2 separate regions of the Homo sapiens genome follow, and region 1 is linked to region 2. Evidence: chromatin loops called from intact Hi-C (ENCODE). Cell type or tissue: endothelial cell of umbilical vein. All regions are shown on one strand. Links, peaks and the distances in the headings refer to the core of each region. The heading gives the core; the rest is flanking DNA.

Region 1 (10,434 bases), core at 970-8,969, 51 kb before region 2:
GCCATTGTGTCCTGGCATAAAAACGGCTCCTTTGAAATTAGGATAGTGTGTAAACTCATCCCCTAAGATCTTTGTAGATCTCTTGCAATTGTTTCTTGGACCCTGTTTGAATTTGCTCTTTTAAATGGGCTGCTTAGGGAAAATACTGGCACCAATTTAACAAAAAGGGATATCATTAATTTCTTCCTCTAAAAAGGAAGAATCCCTTTGGGAACACTGAGTCTTCACGTATATTAGGTCAGACAAACCAGCCTGGTGTCTGGGTAGACTGGCTGTTCTAATTGCTCACTGCTAAGCAGCCAAACAGACCTTTCTGGATGGTGACTTGGGGATCTGAGTCTGTGGGAGCTATAAATATTCCTGAAACCATTTAGGTGGATTAATGAAACAACTCCCTCCCATTACACAAACTGCCAGACACAGAAAATACCAACAAATTGGTCCCACTCAAATGCAGTAAAGATTCAAGGTGATATACTCTTGAGACTTGTGGTAGTATCGAGGGAAAACAAGTGTAGTTTTTTAGAAATTGTAGCGCACTCCAGAAGACTTGATAATTTGAGTGGAAAGAAGAAAGGAGTTGCTAAACTTGGAAATTAGGTACTTTCAAAAGTGATTCGCAATGGAAGAGTAAGAAATAGCAGTAGCAGCAGCTAAACTTTATTAGATGCTTACTATGTACCAGGCATTATTCTACATGTAGTAAGCTAATAATCTGGAGTCTTATTTTTGGATAAGTCCTGACCCAGAATCCCCTCAAAGCTTCCAGAGCATCACACACACACAGACAAACACACACACATTCTTAGGAACCCAGGAACACAGATCACAGAACAGGGAATTTTAGTGTAATAAAAACCTTAAATATCAGCAAAACACTGGAAAGAGGGGACAATGTGGGACCGGAGGAGTGAGTGTGGGGGTGATGGTGGTGGGCAGTGCTCAGGCAAAGCTCTAGTCTAGGATAGAGTGCATGATTTGAAAGTGGGAGGTCAGGAAGTCATTGTGAATTGTTCTTGGTAGGGAGAAAAATTACAGACTCATTTAATATCCAGTTTATGTTGAATTTCTCCCTCCCGTCATTATCCAAACTATATTTATAGTTTGTTTAATAAGAGATATATCTGTTCTTTTTAAAAAATTGCAAGTATTTTTAATCCAAATTCAACTGCAGTCCAAACTAAACAAAACACCTCTACCTAATGCCAATAATCCCCCAGGCATGGCTTTATGTGCCTTATTTTGCTCTCTGATCTTTTGGCCTAATTAGGATAGAGCCCTTGAAACCCTAAATTCTGACCAATGAATAAATAATCAAACAACTTGGATATAATGTAATAGACTTTACAGTCTACAGCCAAATATAGAGCTAACTGGTCAACCCCTTAAGGCTTCTATTTTCCCATTTATTTAAAGAACAAAGAGGAGAATACATTTAAGAAGCTAAAATGGCCATCCAATGAGCCCTTAAGAATAGCCTGTGCCAGAATGCTGATCCAGAGGTACTACTGACTCTATGTCTCCCTAAAGCCCAGCTCTGGGTTGGGTTCTAGCTCTGGGTTGGCCAACTAATATGCAGTCTTTTCATCTATAAAATGAGAGTTGAACAAAAGACCTTGAAAGCTTCTACAATCTTAAATCTGGATAGGTTAGGCCATATTAACTCTGTAGAAAACTTCCTCAAATAAAAATGAAATATTCCTATGAGTAACAAGAATAACTCCATGCAGCACCAAATTTTTGTTGAGTGCTTACTACATGTGAAGTAGTGTGTTAAGCACCTTACATCTATACCCTATGACGTAGGTACTGTTACTATTCCTATTTTGGAGATGAGGAAAGAGGGATATAGGGAGATTAAGTTAACTTGACCAAAGTCACAAAGCTATTAGAGTGGCATAGATGGGATGTAAATTTAAGTTTGACTGACTCCAAAGCCAGCTTTGCCACCCTGCCAAGGGTATGGGACCATCATCCATGAACATCTCTTCTTTGTAAGGGTTCCAAACTAGAAACAACCCAGATGCCCATCAACAGAAACATGAATGCATAAAGTGTGCTCTCATCCTAAAATGGGATACTATACAGTAACGAAAATATACAAGTGAATCTTTAAAATATAATGTTAAGGGAAAAAAGAGAAAAAGCTAGAAGTCAAAGAATATATGCTATGTGGTTCCAGCTGTGCAAAGTTTAAAAACAGGCAAAATTAAGCTATAATATTTAGAGACACATATTTAGGTGGTTACCTGTAGGATGCAGGAAGAGAGTCATAATCCTGAAAGGGCATGCTGATGGCTTCTGTGGCACTGGCAAGGACTGTTTTGTGATCTCGGTTGTGCTCACATGGTGCTTGCATTATAATAATTTATTATACTGTCCATTTTCGTTTTAAGCATTTTTTTTTTTTTGGAGACAGAGTCTCACTCTGTCTGTACCAGGCTGGAGTACAGTGGTACGATCTCAGCTCACCGCAAGCTCCGCCTCCCGGGTTCACACCATTCTCCTGCCTCAGCCTCCTGAGTAGCTGGGACCACAGGCGCCCGCCACCATGCTCGGCTAATTTTTTGTATTTGTAGTAGAGATGGGATTTCACCGTGTTAGCCAGGATGGTCTTGATCTCCTGACCTTGTGATCCGCCCGCCTTGGTCTCCCAAAGTGTTGGGATTACAGGCATGAGCCACGGTGTCTGGCCTCCGTTTTAAGAATTTTTTTTTTCTGTAAGCATGTTACATTTCAGAATTTTTTAAAAGGCAAAACCAAAAATAACCAAGGATGGGGGCTGGGGGTGCAAAACAAAATAAACAACCACCTTGATCTTGTATCTCTCACATGTGAGCTTCTCCCCGTGTGGAAAAAGAATGGGCAGACGGCTGGAAACATCTTTTCTGACTCTTCGCTGCAGGTCTGAGTTTTGGAGTAAGCTTATCTGAACCTTTCCTGGAGACCACATATCACCGTTGGAGCTCCCACAGCTCCTGTGCTCACCCCTATCAACACCCTAGTCAAAGCAGACTTGTTTTCAAATTTATTTGTCCATCTCTCTCAGAATATAAATTTCACAAGAGCAAGCCTGGCTCTTGCTCCCTGTATTATATCAAACATAGTGTCTGCCATTTAGTGGGTGCTCAAGTAACATCTGCTGGACAAATATCCTAATGAATGAGGAATAAAGGTATATTTTATTATCTCCCAGCCCTCTCTGAAATTTAAACCAACAAACTGATCTCTTGCTAAATACTGTTTTAGCAGACAACCTGAGTTTTTCTAGTTTTTCCAGGAGTTTTAGTAACTTAGCAAACATAAATAGCACTTTGGGAGGCAGAGGCGGGCGGATCACGAGGTCAGGAGATGGAGACCATCCTGGCTAACACAGTGAAACCCCATCTCTACTAAAAATACAAGAAATTAGCTGGGCATGGTGGTGGGCGCCTGTAGTCCCAGCAACTCCGGAAGCTGAGGCAGAAGAATGGCGTGAACCCAGGAGGCGGAGCTTGCAGTGAGCCGAGATCGTGCCACTGCACTCCAGCCTGGGCGACAGAGCGAGACTCCGTCTCAAAAAAAAATAAAAATAAAAATAAAAAACCCTGCAGACATACCCTTTGAACCTAAAAGAAAAGTTGGAAAGAAAAACAAAAAAAAACACGTATCTAACGTAGGACTGTATCCAAAATATACAAAGAACTCTTAAAACTCAAGAATAGGAAAACAAACAATGCAATTTTAAAATGGTCAAAAAATCTGAATAGATACCTCACCAAATAAGACGCACAGATGTCAAATAAGCATGTGAAAGAAATAAGCTGTGAAAAGATGCTTAATATCATGTTATCAGTGAATTGCAAATTAAAATAATGAGATGTGACTACACAACTATTAAAATGTCAAAATCTGGCCAGGTGCAGTGGCTCACGCCTGTAATCCCAGCACTTTGGGAGGCCAAGGCAGGTGGAGCACCTGAGGTCAGGAGTTCGAGACCAGCCTGGCTAACATGGTGAAACCCCGTTTCTACTGAAATACAAAAAATTAGCCAGACGTGGTGACACATGCCTGTAATCCCAGCTACTTGGGAAGCTGAGGCAGGAGAATCACTTGAGTCCGGGAGGCAGAAGTTGCAGTGAGCCAAGATCGTGCCATTGTACTCCAGCTTGGGCAACAAGAGCTAAACTCTGTCTCAAAAAAAAAAAAGTAAAAATCCAAGATACTGACGACCCCAAAGGCTGACAATGATGCAGAGCAACAGGAACTCTCACTCATTGCTGAAGGAAATGCAAAATGGTAAAGCCAGTTTGGAAGACAGTTTGGCAGTTTCTTGCAAAGCTAAACATACTCTTACCACACAATCCAGTAATCATGCTCCTAGGTATTAACTCAAATGAATTAAAAAGTTACATCCACACCAAAACCTGAACACAAATGTTTATGGTAGGTTCACTCATAATTGTCCAAACTTGGAAGCAACCAAGATATTAAGCTATCAAGCCATGACAAGACATGAAGGAATCTTTTTTTTTTTTTCTAGACAGAGTCTTGGTCTGTTGCCCAGGCTGGAGTTCAATGGCGTGATCTCGGCTCACTGCAACCTCTGCCTCCCAGGTTCAAGTGATTCTCCTGCCTCAGCCTCCTGAGTAGCTGGGATTACAGGCGTGTGCTATTACGCCCAGCTAATTTTTGTACTTTTAGTAGAGACAGTGTTTCGTCATGTTTCTCAGGCTGGTCTAGAACTCCTGACCTCAAGTGATCCACCTGTCTTGGCCTCCCAAAGTGCTGGGATTACAAGCATGAGCCACCACACCCAGCCGACATGGAGGAATCTTAAATGCATATTATTATTATTATTTTAGAGATAGGATCTTGCTCTACTGCCTAGGCTGGAGTGCAGTGGTACCATCATAGCTCACTGCACCCTCGACCTCCTGGGCTCAAGTGATCTTTCTACCTCAGCCTTCCATGTAGCTAGGAATATAGACATGCACCAAAACACTTGGCTAATATTTAAATTTTTTGTAGAGACAGGGTGTTGCTGTGTTGTCCAGGCTGGTCTTAAACTCTTGGCCTCAGGCAATCCTCCCACCTCAGCCTCCCAAAGTGCTGGGATTACAGGTGTAAACCACCACACCTGGCCTCTTAAGTACATATTGCTAAAGTGAAAGAAGTCAATCAGAAATGGCTATATACTGTATGATTCCAACTATATGACATTCTGAAAAAGGCAAAGCTATGGAGGCACTAAAATCAATAAGTAAATAAATAAAAAAACAAATAGTGGTTGCCAGGGGCTTGTGGGGAGGGAGGAATAAGGAGGTAGAGATGGGATTTTTAGGTCAGTGAAATTATTCTGTATGATACTGTCATGATGAATACAGGTCATTACGCATTTGTCAAAGCTCACAGAACGTACAGCACAAACAGTGAACTCTAATGTAATAATAATAATAGTGTATCAATATGGGCTCATCAATTGTAATAAATGAACCATGCTAATACAAGATGTTAATTATAGAAGAAACAGGGAGAAAAGGAGAGGAGAAAGGGTATGTAAGAATTTTGTACTTTAAGCTCAATATTTCTGTAAGCCAAAAATTACTCAAATAAGTAAACTCTATTAACTTTTTAAAACGCAAACAAATTTATTATTCTCAATCTTAGAAAACAAACAAACATAAAAAGAAGAAAAATCACTACAACCCTACCATTAAACAATTGTATGTTTGATTTTAAAGTTGAAAGAATCCTTTAAAATGAAATAAACTAGGCAGCTGTGGTTAACAGGGCAGTCTTGAGAGTATGTGTTGTTTCAATTATATCAAATAAGAAAAGAATTTAAAAATAAATTTTCTCTAGGCACATTTTACAGCCATGCCATCAACATCCAATCTTGGAAGCCAAATACCCTAACTTGACTCACACACCACCCGCCTTGTGTTGTTTGGCATCTGCACTCCTGATGTCCTGGGCCAACGCCAAAACCTAACTTGGCATTGGCAAAAAGTGCATCATGACCTAACGAACTCAGGAAAGCACCGGAAAAGTTTAGCAAGAACTTTTCACAGCTATGTTTGCAGCAACAATCTAAGAAGAAATGATGTTCAAAAACTGTTCAATTCTGTAATGTGCTTTAATGAGTCGCAGGAATGAGAACAGGCTGTGAAAGGTTTTTCCTGAGGTATGTGGCCTCAGGAATGGTGGCCTGGCATGTGACCTCTGCGGCTTGTATCTGCCACTCTCACATCTGTGGCCACTTTCCCCTCCAGCCGCCTCTAGACTCCTCTAGCCTCAGCTCCTCCAATAGAGTCAGAATCTTGCTATTGATTCAGCTGGCTGAGGGTGGAGAAAAGCACTGACCTTTGTGGAGTACATCCCTTGTTCTTCCTTTTCATCCTGATTCTTTCAAGGGAAATGGGGCACTATGATCAATCTTGGTAGGTATCCACAGAGTTCCTTCAGAGAGCACCAGTTTTGAACAGAGCCCTCAGTTGAGGTAAACTACTAGGACTATAACTGATGTCCAAAGCACCCTGTTCCTATTCTTCAAAATTACAAAACAAAGCAAAACAAAAACAAAGAAACCAAAAACCCAGATCTAGTAAAAATGAGAAAAGTCTCTGTATTTGTCCATTCTCACATTGCTATAAAGAACCACCCAAGACTCGGTAGTTTATAAAGAAAAGAGGTGAAATTGACTCACAGTTCCATAATCTGTACAGGAGGCATGATTGGGGAGGCCTCAGAAAACTTACAGTTCTGGCAGAAGGTAAAGGGAAAGCAAGCACGTTTTCACATGTCAGCAGGACAGAGGGAAGGGGGAAGTGCTGCTTACTTTTAAACAATCAGATCTTGTGAGAACTCACTCACTATCATGAGAACAGCAAGGGGGAAATCCGCCCCCATGATCCAATCACCTCCCACCAGGTCTCTCTCCCAACACTGGGGATTACAATTCAACATGAGATTTGGGTGGCGATGCAGAGCTAAACCATATTATTCCACCCCAACCTCTCCCAAATCTCATGTCCTTCTCACATTTCAAAACCAATCATGCCTTCCCAAGAGTCCCCCAAAGTCTTAACTCATTCCAGCATTAACCCAAAAGTCCAAGTCCAAAGTCTTATCTGAGGCAAGGCAAGTCCCTTCCACCTATAAGCCTGTAAAACCAAAAACAGGTTAGTTACTTCTAAGATACAATGGGGGTACAGGCATTGGGTAAATGCTCCCATTCCAAAAGGAAGAAATTGGACAAAATAAAGTGGCTATAGGCCCCATGCAAATCTGAAACCCAGCAGGGTAGTCATTAAATCTTAAAGGTTCAAAATAATATCCTTTGACTCCATGTCTCATATCCAGGCCACACTGATGCAAGAGGTGGGCTCCCAAGGCTTTGGGCAGCTCAGCGTTTTGGTTCTGCAAGTTTGGCTGCTTTCACAGGCTGGCATTGAGTGCCTGCAGCTTTTCTAGGCACATAGTGCAAGGTATTGGTAGATCTACCATTTGGGGTCTGGAGGACAGTAACCCTCTTCTCAAAGCTCCACTAGGCAGTACTCCAGTGGGGACTCTGTGTGGGGGCTCCAACCCCACATTTCTCCTCTGCACTGCCCTATTAGAGGTTCTCCATGAGGCTCTGCAATTGCAGCAGACTTCTGCTTGGACATCCAGGTGTTTCCATACATCCTCTGAAATCTAGGCAGAGGCTTCTAAGTCTCAACTCTTGTTTTTGTGCACCCACAGGCCCAACACCACGTGGAAGCCACCAAGGCTTGGGGCTTGAAGCAATGGCTTGAGCAGTACCTTGGCCCCTTTTAGCCACAGCTGAAGCTAGATCGGCTGGGATGCAGGGCACCATGTCCTGAGGCTGCACAGAGCAGTGGGACCCTGGGCCCAGCCCAGGAAACCATTTTTCCCTCTAAGCCTGCAGGCCTTTGATGGGAGGGGCTGCCATGAAGGTCTCTGAAATGCCCCGGAGGAGTTTTTTTCCATTGTTTTGGCTATTAACATTCAGGTCCTCTTTACTCATACAAATTTCTGCAGCCTTGAATTCTTCCACAGAAAATGTGTTTTTCTTTACAACCACATGATTGGGCTGCAAATTTTCCAAACTTTTATGCTCTGCTTCCCTTTTAAATAAACGTTCTAGTTTCAGGTCATTTCTTTGTTTATGTAAATGAGTGTAGACTTTTGGAAGCAGCCAGGACCCCTCTTGAATGCTTTGCTGCTTAGAAATTTCTTCTACCAGATATCCTAAATCATCTCTCTCAAGTTCAAAGTTCCACAGATCTCTAGAGACACAATGCCACCAGTCTCTTTGATAAGCATAGCAAGAGTGACCTTTACTGCAGCTCCCAGTAAGTTTCTCATCTCTATCTGAAGCCACCTCAGCCTGGACTTCACTGTCCATATCACTATCAGCATTTTGGTCACAACCCTTCAACAAGTCTCTAGGAAGTTCCAAACTTTCCCTCACCTTCCTGTCTTCTGATCCCTCCAAACTGTTCCTACCTCTGCCCATTACCCAGTTCCAAAGTTGCTTCTACATTTTCAGTTATCTTTATGGTAATACCTTTATAGCAATACCCCACTCCTGGTACCAATTTTCTGTATTAGTCCATTCTCATGCTGCTATAAAAAACTACCTGAGACTGAGACTGGGTAACTTATAAAGAAAAGAGGTTTAATTGGCTCACAGTTCCACAGGGTGTACAGGAGGCATGACTGGAGAGGCTTCAGGAAGCTTTAAAATCATGGCAGAAGGGGGAAGGGGAAGAAAGCACATCTTCACATGGCAGCAGGAGAGAGAGAAGGGGGAAGTGCTACACACTTTTAAACAACCAGATCTCACAAGAACTCATTCACAATCATGAGAACAGCAAGGGGGAAATCCCCACCTCAATGATCCAATCACCTCCCACCAGGTCCCTCCCCCAACACTGAGGATTACAATTCAACATGAGATTTGGGTGGGGACACAGAGCTAAACCATATCAGTCACTTAAGCAAAACAGAAAAAGTATATGATTAATATAAATTAAGCTTAATTAGAAATTGGATTGGGGATTAAGACAACTATAATCTGTCTTCTTTCTTCTTCCATCCCTTTGTCCTCATGCCCACAAGCCTCAAACTGTACACTTCCTTATGTTGGCCTTGCCTAGATTTTTTTTTTTTTTTTTTTTTTTTTTTTTGCAAAAAGTCAGGGAACAAACATTATGGCAATGACATATGTATTAGAAATATGTAAGAACGAATCACATGAACCCAGGAGGTGGAGGCTGCAGTGAGCTGAGACCACACCACTGCACTCCAGCCTGTGTGGCAGAGTAAGACTCCACCTAAAAATAAATAAATAAATAAATAAATAAATAAATAAATAATTAAATTAAATTAAATTAAATATATATGAAAACATTCAGATCTGGTGGGGCTTAGAGTAATTTTGCCATGTGGGAGAATATACTACAGCCAGGTTAGCAGAAGTAGCATAGTTTATAATCTGGAAATAACCTTTAACAGCAATAATTTCTGGCTGGGTGTGGTGGCTCATGCCTGTAATCCCAGCATTCTGAGAGGCTGAGGCAGATGGATGACTTGAGTCCAGGAATTCAAGACCAGGCTGGGCAGCATAGTGAAATCCTGTCTCTACAAAAAAATACAAAAAAAAGCCAGGTGTGGTGGCTCAGGCCTGTAATCCCAGTTACTTAGGAGGCTGAGGCATGAGAAAAGCTTGAATCCAGGAGGCAGAGGTTGCAGTGAGGTGAGATCATGCCACCGCACTGCAGCCTGGGTGACAGAGCAAGACTCTGTCTCACAAAAACAAACAAACAATAAAGGCAGTCATTCCTAATAATTTTAGAAAATGATATACTTTATAGACTATTTAGAAGTCTGGAACACTCCCACCCTCTTCCTGCACAGCAAAGCTAAAAGTAAATGTAACTTTGTTCTTGACAACTTCCCGAGAATTTAATGAGATCACTTGAGATACAGGAGGACACTCAACATGTCACCAGACTAGCTTTGGAAAACAACAGCTGCAAAGACCAAGATATTATAATCGTATTAGTCTCTTAAGTGTCTTATTTCATTTCCTGGCCCTGTGGTTGACATATAGTAGGTGCTCAATAAATGTTTGTTGAATGAATGAGGAGAAAGCCACATATATAAAGCCCACTTTCTCTGATTCAATGTTGTGTCACAGAGATAGGTAATGTCCAGAGCAGTGATTTTCAAAGGGAAGTCCCCAGACCAGCAGCATCTTATCCTCTGGAAACTTGATAACAATACGAATCCCCGCCTCCATCCCACACAGAATTGGAAACTATGCAGTGGGTTCAGCAGTCTGTCTTAACTAGCATTCTAGGTGATTCTGGAGAGCACAGTGAAGTTTGAGAGCCATTTGTCTAAAAAGATCCCTTCATTTGAGGTGTTTTTCTAACCTCACAT
Region 2 (10,434 bases), core at 1,605-9,604:
GAATTTTAAAAAATAAGGCCTCCTTTTCTTCAAACTGGATCTATTCCTAGAAAGCAGGATCCAATTTGCTTCTAATCCATCAGAGGAAAGAGTCTGATGGGGAGAGTCTTGCTGCTGATGAGGGACTTTTCACAACCATTTGCATCACTGACCATAGCTGGTTTTGACACTAAGCACTTGGCTCAAAGTCTATGAAATTAGCAGGCTCTAGTTACTTGTACATCTCAACTGTCACAACTTTATTGACGAGAATGGCTACCAGCTGTCACCCTTGCCTCTGCTTCTGTATTTGGTGATTCAGACTTCATGGCCACAGCAAATCAAACCGTGATCCTGCTATGGCTCATCGTGTTGAGGTTTGAACTCCCGGCCAAACGGCTGTCGTTCAGCTGTTAGGCTGCCCATCACCCGTCACTGTGGGTTAAACATGATAGGTACACCAAGATCTTCCAACTCTTCAGACATCTGAAAGGCAACTTGCTTTCCACACCAGAAGGCAACAAATCTGGTGATATTTAGCTCCTAGATTTTAGAATTTCTGGCTTTACAGAAGCAGGGTGACAATGGAACTTGCTATCTTTCAGAACAAGTTGCAAAAGGGCCTCAAACTAGTGAGGGGGACAAATGATGTCAGGAGCACACCTAAGTCTTAACAATTTTGAGCTTCCTGAAAATTTTATATACACAAATGAATCAAGGTTTCAGCATGAATGGAGCACAGCTCTTCACAAAAAACAAAAACAAAACCACTTGAAATCTCTTACATGTTATTGTTGTATTCTATTTTTTCCCTGTCAAATAAACAAGACGTAAGTTAAGACTTGGAAAATTCTTTTTACAAAGATTTTACTGTAATCTAATTTGAGATTTGACAGGTACTATTTTTCTCCAGAAATGAAAGAAATTGTTTCATCTTTTTGAAGTTATAGCATTTTGTTTTTGTTTTTTTGAGACAGGGTCTCACCGTGTCACCCAGATTGGAGTGCAGTGGTGCGATCTTGGCTCACTGCAACCTATGCCTCCTGGGTTCATGCAATCCTCCCTGCTCAGCCTCCCAAGTACCTGGGATTACAGGCATGCGCCACCATGTCCAGCTAATTTTTGTGTTTTTAGTAGAGACAGGATTTTGCCATGTTGGCCAGGCTGGTCTCAAACTCCTGACCTCAAGTGATCCACCCGCCTCGGCCTCCCAAAGTGCGGGGATTATATGCTTGAGCCACTGTGCCCGGCCTGAAGTTACAGCATTATTATGTCCTCCATAGAAGAGTATTTCACAGACTTTTTTCCCCCCCAGTGAAGTTGACATTTAGGAAGGGAGTACAGAGAGGGAAGTAACATTTCATTTAGTGAATACGTACCATGAGCCAGGTACTGTGCAGGATGCTTTGCATATATTACCTGCTATCATTTTCATAGCAGTCCTGAGGATTAGGCCTTAATGAGTCCCATTTTACAGCTGAGGAAACTAAGGCTCAGAAGTTAAGTACTTTTCCCCAAACTACATGGCAAATGGCAGCATAGCCATCATTTAACATTCATTGTTTGACTCTAAACTCCACATGCCTAGGACAGTATTTCAACTCTTTCCAAAGCTTTGACTGGTACCTTATTTCCAATGTGTCATATTCAAGATGGAAACCAATGGCAGGGCATGGTCTACTGAAAAGAGCACTGAGTGAAGGCTCTGAAGAGGGCTCTGAAACCAGTGTTTAAACTTGCAGAACACATAAGGGAGACACAACTTATTTAACTCTCTGTGCTCCTGGTTCCTCTGTTAAGAGGTAAAACAAAGCCTGCCTTTCTATTTCCAAGAGTCTTTTGAAGAAAAATAGCATGATCATTCTTGCCACAGCCCAGTTAGCTTTCCCCTAAACGTTTCTTTACTATTGTGTAGTTACAGTCTAAACAACTAATAAAAGTTATAAAATGTGATAACATATTTTATGATTCTACATGAAATTGTTTTAAAGACATAGAGTAAAGGCAACTCAAGTGTGTAATCGATCATAATAATGTTGTTTCATTCTGTGTTGAGGTGGCAAAGATACCTTTTCAGGCACCACTTCTTTGCAGCTAGACTCTGGAATGCTAAACAAGGTTCATAATGGAGAAAACTGATTCCAGATTGTAGGCTCTAACCCTGGCGTCCTCTGAAGTTATAATATCGAGTCCTAGGGGTACCTACTGTTGCACAAAAGTTTCATCTTAAGCATACTTGTGCCATGCCGGTATGATATTGGGCACAAGTGGACCTCCAGCCCACAATGACTTTGCAGCTTCCTCTCTGTGCATTAGGTAAACAGTATTCTGCCCTCTGGCTTATTTAATCCTAGCATGGGCAATAATTTTATTCCATAGCAAAGGAGATTCCTGTGCATTCCAAGCTATGCCATGACAAAAATTCTATCGTTTGTGCCAAAGAGAGATTTGGCAGAGCTCATTTCTTGTCAGAAACCTCGAAACCACAGGCCATCCTGTCTCTGTACTACACCACTTGCTCTAAGCCTTGTCACAGACAAGGTATGTTTTCCTCAAGTAAACCACAATGCTTTCCCCCTAGACATTTCCCCCTACAAGATATGTTAAGCCTGCAGCTGTCAGAAATCAGCCCCAGGCCAGGCACAGTAGCTCACGCCTGTAATCCCAGCACTTTGGGAGGCTGAGGCGTGCGGATCACTTGAGGTCAGGAGTTTGAGACCAGCCTGACCAATGTGGTGAAACCCCATCTCTACTAATAAAAGAGCTGGGTGTGGTGGTGCATGTCTGTAATCCTAGCTACTTGGGAGGCTGAGGCAGGAGAATCCCTTGAACTCAGGAAGGGGAGATTGCAGTGAGCCAAGAACGCACCATTGCACCCCAGCCTGGGTGACAGAGTGAGACTCCATCTCAAAAAAAAGAAAAAGAAAAAGAAAGAAAGAAAGCCCCACTTTCTCAAGTATGGGAGAGCTAGGGAAACCAAGATAGCATGAGAGTGAAGTGAGCAGGACCCCTCGCCTAGGACTGAAGGGCATCCTGTCTTGTGTTAAACAAAGGTTTAGAAGATGGGGGGGTAGGCGGATGGGGAGGGCTAGTTTGCAGTTCACAGTGCATCTCAAGCTCAGGTGCACCAGGTAAATTATTTCCCCCAGATGTTTTATTGCTATTCTGTGGATATGTGGATACGGAAAACACCAGGAAAAGAGAAGCAGCTGCCTCCTGCCCTACGGCCAAGAAGAGTTTGGATCTTGTCTTCTCTCACACCTGTGCTTCCTCTGATAAAGACAGTGAGTTTGAAGAATTTAGCTTTTGTGTGAAATGACCAGGGATCTAAGAAATAGAAATGAAATGAGTGAAGAAAAAGTGAAATAGAGGTAGAACTACAAATAGAGACACAGAAAAGAGTGACAGAGGGCATGCTTGTTTTCCTTCTGTTTGTTCAAAATGGACCTTTTCTTTCAATGGTGCATTTACTTACAGTCCCCCTCTTGTTTGGCTTGGGATCAACAATCTACTTATGTACAGCTTTAGCAGGATGAAAAATATCTACTACAGTCATTTTTACCTTCAAGAAGCATGGGTCATTTCAATGCATACACTTGGCTGTGTTTTATAATAATTTGTACTCTTTGTATTGTTTTAGATTTTACAGAGCTCCATTCCAAAGAGCGTTGGCAAAATACAGAGTACTTGATTTATTCAAACAGCATCCCTTTGAGGGAAAGCATATTTTAGAGTGCTCTGTATTGGAGTTGGATAATTTGAAGCCCCAAATTAAATCTCATTGTTTACCGTGGGAGCCCCAGCATAAAGTAGGTGCTTAACAAATAGTAGTTAAGTAAGTGAATGAAAGAAATATCCCAGTTTAAATATAGTTGTCCTGCACACGTAGGCAAATAGCGGGAAATTTAGTTCTAGGAAATTACAACCACCTAATCATTGCCAACCCACTGATGATGCTAAAGGAAACAGCCTTTTAAACAGCCTTTTGAAAAGGCTAGGAGAAAACCTTGCACTGAAAGAGTTTAAAAGTTCAGGCAGTTTTATACACCAAAAACTTGGTTCTGTTACAAAGTAGGGTCAGGCTGTCTGGATACGATGTTTGCTTTCTCTTCTGGTAGCAGCATTTAAAGCAACTCTGCTCTGCATGCATCACATGATGTGCCCAGTGGTTCCCAGCTGCAGTGGCTTAAAATGCCTGTTCACAGGCTCAAGGAAGGCACCCTGCCAGCCTCGTCAGAGTCTCTGCTGATGCTGGGAAAAGCACTCTCCCCAAAGAGCATCAGAAGAGAAATGGCCGTCACTGTTAGAGCTATTGTTATCTTGTGATAACATCTGTGTTTTTGGCAGGGCCAAGGAGGGGAGTATGTAGGAAGCTGATCCAACAACAGAGAGAAAGAGAAAATAACAATTTCCACAGCACTGAAGCAATTAGATGAAAATGTCCTGTAAACTAGCGTCTCTTCCGACTCCTGTGCGTGTGTGTGGGGAGAAGCAGTGAGGTGCTGGAAGACCACTCCTCCTGGGAGAAGGTTCCAGCCCCTAGGGCTCCACTGTCACCTATTCAAAGGGCATTTCTCCTTTGAGAGAGGGAGGCCCACAACTTTGCTCTCATCTAAAACACATATCCTGAATTAGAGGGGCAGTTTTAAAGCCAGAGCTTTAGAAAAATTAATGAATGAGATATTACATGTAGGTCTTTAATAAAGTTCCCTGCAGTTAGTTTGTTTTGATAATTTTCACTGAGGAATGTAAGCTTTTTTTGGTTGAATAAATGTAGTTAGGTCCAATTTCTGAAACATAAGGTAATTTAAAAATATAACAGATTAGTAATGGAATCAAGGTCACTGTTAGTTTTTACTTAGAATACACCATCTATTTGAACACTAATATGTACAATTTTTTTCGGATTTTAACAAAGTATGTATTTTAATTATTTGGCATTTAAAGGAATGTGTTTTCCTGTGGCAAGAACCCATTGTCAGAATTAACCAGTACAAAAAACAATGAAACATGCCACTTCTTGCCAAGGTGATATGCAGAGTTGCTTCCCACCTCCCTCAGCCCCGCAGAAAAGAAACTGATAGACAATACCTTTGCTCAGGCTCCTTTACTTTCTCTTCCTCTCCCCTCTCCCCTCTCCCCCCTACATCTCATAAAGGCCCTTTATTGACTGTGCAGTGTTATACACATAGGAAATGTATCCTTGTGTACCCAGGGTATTTTTTTTCCGTTTGTTTTCTCTTCCAGCATTTGATTACTGGCTGGTGAACTGTTTGGGCCCGCAGAGATCTCTAGACCACCAGCTCATGTATTTGAAAGGCATCTGTTTATTTTGAAAATGCAAATGTGGCCTACCTCAAAGACTGACAGGCAAGAAATGACCCACTGAGTTGGGGGAGAGGTTTCCAATCTGGAGCCCTGTCCCTCCCTCGATCACACCAAGACCACTGGCTGTCAGAATCACTGAAACCTGCTCCTGGAATCTGAATGAAGGGCCCACAATTAAAAACGAGCAATAATTAGCCAGGCAGATTATTTCTCACCCAGTTGAAAGTAATGATGAGGACATTTACCAAGGACTCTGAGGCTTTGAAATGGTGGCTCCTAGACCGAGGGCTGCCTGGAGGAGGGCCCGATAACAAGGACACAGAGTTCCTAATGGTGGCCGCCCAGTCCTTATGAGGAGAAAGCCTGGGAAGGTTAATACCCTGACTTTGATCTCTGTCAAGGCATACCAGCAAGAATTAATTTACATTTCAGATGAAAAAGGTTGACAGCATGAAAAGGCATCTTGTTTCTGGTATGTGAATGTGCCGTAATAGATCGGGAATTCTGAAAGGAAGTTCTGAGGAAGCTAAAGGGATAAGCCGCACGGCTGCTTTTATTGGGAAGGAGATGAAAGGAAAACAAATTTCAATATGTGCTGCCCTGTAGCAACATGTAGGCCAAATGCTTCCTAAATTTCAAGGGCCGCTCTTTTAAAAATATATAACATATCTTAGCAACACCACTTAAGAAAATACTATGGGCCAGAACTAGAAATACAAATGCATTCCACAGAATCTAAATTTCAAATGAAATGATTTGTTGAAAAAATAATAAATTAGAGAATAACCTTAGAAAACAACCGGAAATGGTTGTGCTGTGACAACATCCCTAAGCCACTTCCTGCAGGCTCCTAAAGCGGGGAGCCACTGTATCTGGGTCTGGTTCTACTAGGAAATGTCCTAGTGGGACGAAGAGAGGCTTGTAATGAGATTATGTTTGGGGAAGATCACAACCCCAAACAGAAACGTCGGAATGAGTTGCTTTGCTTCTTAGATAAACGCAATTATGCCTTCAAATCTAAAGATAAGGAAAATATTCCCAAGTAAAAGTAAACTGCCCATAAAATTGCAAAGATTGCTACCCTATTCATGCATCTTTACCACCAACACAAAACCAGCGCACCAATTCCTGTCCACGGTGTTGGCTAAAGGGCAGATGCTGTCTGCCTTTGCTCTGGCTGCCACACTACTTCTAAGAGGGCAGAGGTGGTGTTGGTGCCACCTTCATGCCCATCTAAGCCCCTGCAGACTCAGTTAATGGAAGTTCCCAACATCACTTGATAGGCAAGAACACTTTGGCTGCAAGGCTAAGAAAGGGGAGGTGCTTGCAAGGCTAAAAAAAAAAAAGGACGGCACCCTTAAAGAAATGTGTTTTCTAAAGTCCTGCTGGGTGCTTGCAAGGCTAAAAAAAAGGAAGGCACCTTAATGTGTTTTCTAAAGTCCTGCTGGGTGCTTGCAAGGCTAAAAAAAAGGAAGGCACCTTAATGTGTTTTCTAAAGTCCTGCTGGGTGCTTGCAAGGCTAAAAAAAAAAAAAAAAAAGGGAGACACCCTTAAAGAAACATGCTTTTTAAAGTTTCGCTGAGCAACATTATCCTTCCATGGTAGCTACCCCATAGGTGCTCCACTGAAAAGATACAATTATTACTATCCTGATCCATGATGATGAAGCAGACCCATTTCTGTTTTACAGCAGTATTCACTTGGCATTAACAGAGTGCAAGACAGGGAGCACTCAAAAGATGACTTTCACTTAGGGAAAATTGGATTTATGATTCCTGTATACTGAACTCAGTGGATCAACAATAAATAAGCTCAAGCAAGTTTAAATTTTAAAACACATGTTGGCCTTTGTACCAAACTGCAAGATCAGAAATCAGTTTGGTACCCTGTTTTAATGAGAGATTGTGTGCGTGTTGGGAGGCAGGCAAGTAGGGAACAAATGATGCACTTTGAGTTCTCTCTTAAGCTGTAACAAGAATTGCATCCCTCTTCCTGGGGCTTTGAAGTTGTAGAGCTTAGAATTCCTAGGAGATGGTGTTAAAAGTTAACATTTGCATTTTAATAGCACTCTTTCCGCCCAACTATTTTCGTTTTGAATGAAGACATCAGGCTTCTACAGTGGTCTAAGAGTTCTGAGAAGTTTACTTGGAGCCAGGTTCCGAGGAGGGACTTCTTTCAAGAGGTTGCAGCTGTTTTATTTAAGAGTTTCCTTCAAGCTCAGCTGTATGTGAAATCCTATCACTCTCTCTGCTGCTGAGTCTACCAGCCTGGCTATTTCTCTCATTCTGTCTCTAATTTCTTGTGGCTCCTGGAGCTCAGGGGCCTGTTTCTTCCAGAGCCTCGAGTAGGAATATGCAGCTTCAAATGAGGGAAGGAGCCCAGCCTGGCACCCGCACCCACAGTGGACACTGCCATTTGCAGAAGAGCAGAGTGACTGAAGAGCCAGAGAGGGGACGGATGAGTCAGAAACCAGAGCTTACACCTCTCAGGCTGCCAATAGCAAGCCGAGCCATAAAAGCCACCATGTGCTCATGCCATGGGGCCCAGAGGACCATGATAGCCACATATAAGCCTGGATTTGGGAAACAGTTTGCTGGGAAACTCCCTGAGTGATTCCTCCTCTGTGATGCTAAGAAACAGGTCTTGCATATAATTAGAGAATTCCAAAATGGGAAGGCACCTTCTGGACCTTTTTAACCAGCGCTCTCATTTAACAGACGAGGGACATATGACTCCGAGAGGGAAAGGGTTTTGTTCAGGTGGCAGTATGCGATGCTGACTCTATCCAAACGGCCTGTGTTCAAATGCTGGCTCTGCAACTGATGAACTGTGTGATGGTGGACAAGTCCCTTCACTTCTCAGTGCCTCAGTTTCCTCCTCTATAATATCAGGTATACAAGAGAACCCAGTCAGAGCATCCTTAGCCAAGTGTGGCAAACAGCAAATGCTCATGCTCACCGTTAGCATCATAGTTATCACACAAGGAGGGTCAGAACACTAGGACTCCTGTCTCCCAGAACTCTTGACTCATTCCAGTGCTCCTGAATTATTAACCTTTCAGCTTTTCTACATTCACAGAAGTTAGTCACAGAATATTTTCAAGTGGACACTGTGAAAATGATGTTTTAATTACCTGCTTGATTATGAGCAGCAGACTCATTCCTTCTGTTGCTTATTTTCTTAAATTTCCTCCGAGCATCATATCCTCTCCAGGCTAAAAATATAAAACCATGTGCTAGGAATGACATTAATTTAAGAACGTGCCAGAGAATTGATATAAGCTGTTTTCCCCTCCAGCCTATTGCCCGTCTCATCCTCCCTCCTGCTTTCTCACTGAACAAAATAAGCAGAGGTATGTGATCTATGGCGAGAAGAGAGGCCTCTCTGTTCTCACAGCTTGGCTTTAAAGATGCTTCTGAGGGGTTGCTTTTGTTCAGGCAGTGATTTCCAGAACACTCTGGGTTCCACTGATGAATCACATGGGACCCCTACTCCAGGTGAGATGGTTTCCTGTCATTCTAATCCCTGGAGAAAGCCCTGTCTTCAAGACTCGGGGATATGATACAGGTGGAAGGGTTTGGCAGGGATGGTAGAAAGGAACTGGAATAGCCTGACCCTTTCAAAATCTGTTATTTGGGAGAAAAATATAAACAGGAAAGTTGAAGAAGAGAAAGAGCGGAGTTAAGGGAAATGATAAGTAGCACAACACTGTCATTTGCTGTGAGTGAATTCTGTGCCGAGAGGTATGCTGAGGGAGAGGAAAGATGTGCAGTGGGAAGGGAAAAGGCAGGGAAGAAAGGTGAAGAAAAAGAGAGAAAAGAGGAAGGGACTCTCTGGGGCAAAGGTGGTAAGCCCTTTAGATACAAAACTGGGGCATTAAGCCACCCACGAGGAGCATAATGTCTTTGTTCCTCCCGTCTCAGCATCACAACTCTCGAAGTTGCTGGGTGAGCTCATGAAGTCCAAAATAGACTGAGCCACATGAGGATTCTGGGTTATGAGAGCATAAGGGAAATCATCCACTTTGTTCAAGATCTGGTGCTTTCATAATCATTTGTCTATTGCACAGGAACTTAAATGTTGTGTGTAACACTAATAACACATATACGTAAACAAAGAGGCACTGACTAGGCAGGGCACATGAAAGAGATTAGCAACCTCTTCCCTTGGTTTATAAGTTCCATCTGGACTAGAAAAGCCTTCTGGAAATGGCGTTAGTAACTCTGGTACTGAACACCTGACCACAGACCTGAAGTGTATATTATCTCAGTCATTCTGGGAGATGCGGCACATATCTGTGTGACTGGGGCTTTACATCACTGGTCCATTTATACCGCCACTATCTATCCTGTCACTCATGTTGTAAAGACTTGTTTGCTTACCTGCAAGTCAGGGACCATGGCAGTTGTTGGGGCTCAGATAATAATTCTCCAAAATATGCTGCTTTGACTTCAAACTTAGAGCACCTGGGTAGCAGCAAATGCAGGGAAGGGCTTTCTCTGAACTCTCCCTATCTATTAAAGGCAAACTCCTCCAGAAGATATTCAACTGTGTGAATCCCTTCCCCAGATATCTCCTCAACCAGGAGAAACTGATGCATACCCCAGGAAGAAAGACTGGAGTAAATATCACCCAGAGGTCAGATGAACTTTGTCCCAGGCTATTGCCTGTTCCTTAGGCCCATTCATTTCCCTCGTAAACCTTTGAATCTTCCCTTAAAACTATCTACATCCTCCACTTCCCTCTCCCCTATGAAGAGGGTATTTAAGCTTCAACCATCTGGCCTTTGAGTTTCACACTTTTTATGACTTGCATGTTAATAAATTTGTATGTCTTTTCTCCTGTTAACCTGTCTTTCTCAGTTTGTTTTATAGACTCAAATTATCAAATCTTCAGGACACGGAAAGAAAGTTTCTTTCACCCCTACACAGTCTTGCTCATGGCTGTGATTTCAGCACCTGGCACAGAACCTGTGTAGTAGGCACTTGATACACATTTGATACACATTTGCTAAAGGAAGGAAGGAAAGAAGGAAGGAAGGAAGGAAAGAAGGAAGGAAGGAAGGGAGGGAGGGAGGGGAGAAGGAAGGGAGGGAGGGAAACCACTTAGAAGAGAAACAGTTGAGTA

The links. Hi-C counts contacts between places; a loop is a spot of excess contacts. Peaks named below come from ENCODE experiments on the same cell type or tissue, not always from the same donor. Only the 100,000 strongest peaks of a DNase experiment are listed, where the experiment ranks them.
Region 1: a loop joins it to region 2, with 3 times the contacts of the local background. A loop is called at or near these places in 3 of 110 quality-filtered maps.

What each region holds. Positions count from the first base shown.
Region 1 is chr2:170,550,281-170,560,714 of GRCh38, reverse strand. The region is part of intron 32 of MYO3B (myosin IIIB); the gene reads right to left. Among named protein-coding and RNA genes, the nearest start is that of LINC01124, 160 kb to the left of the region's middle. In endothelial cell of umbilical vein, for the core only: no CTCF peak of the experiment used is centred there; a DNase peak (open chromatin) is centred at 5,954; H3K27ac peaks cover 497 bases.
Region 2 is chr2:170,499,872-170,510,305 of GRCh38, reverse strand. MYO3B (myosin IIIB) reads right to left here. Exons shown (of 35, transcript NM_138995.5): 28 at 8,441-8,521. Among named protein-coding and RNA genes, the nearest start is that of MYO3B-AS1, 150 kb to the right of the region's middle. In endothelial cell of umbilical vein, for the core only: no CTCF peak of the experiment used is centred there; DNase peaks (open chromatin) are centred at 4,255, 6,075 and 6,085; H3K27ac peaks cover 3,105 bases.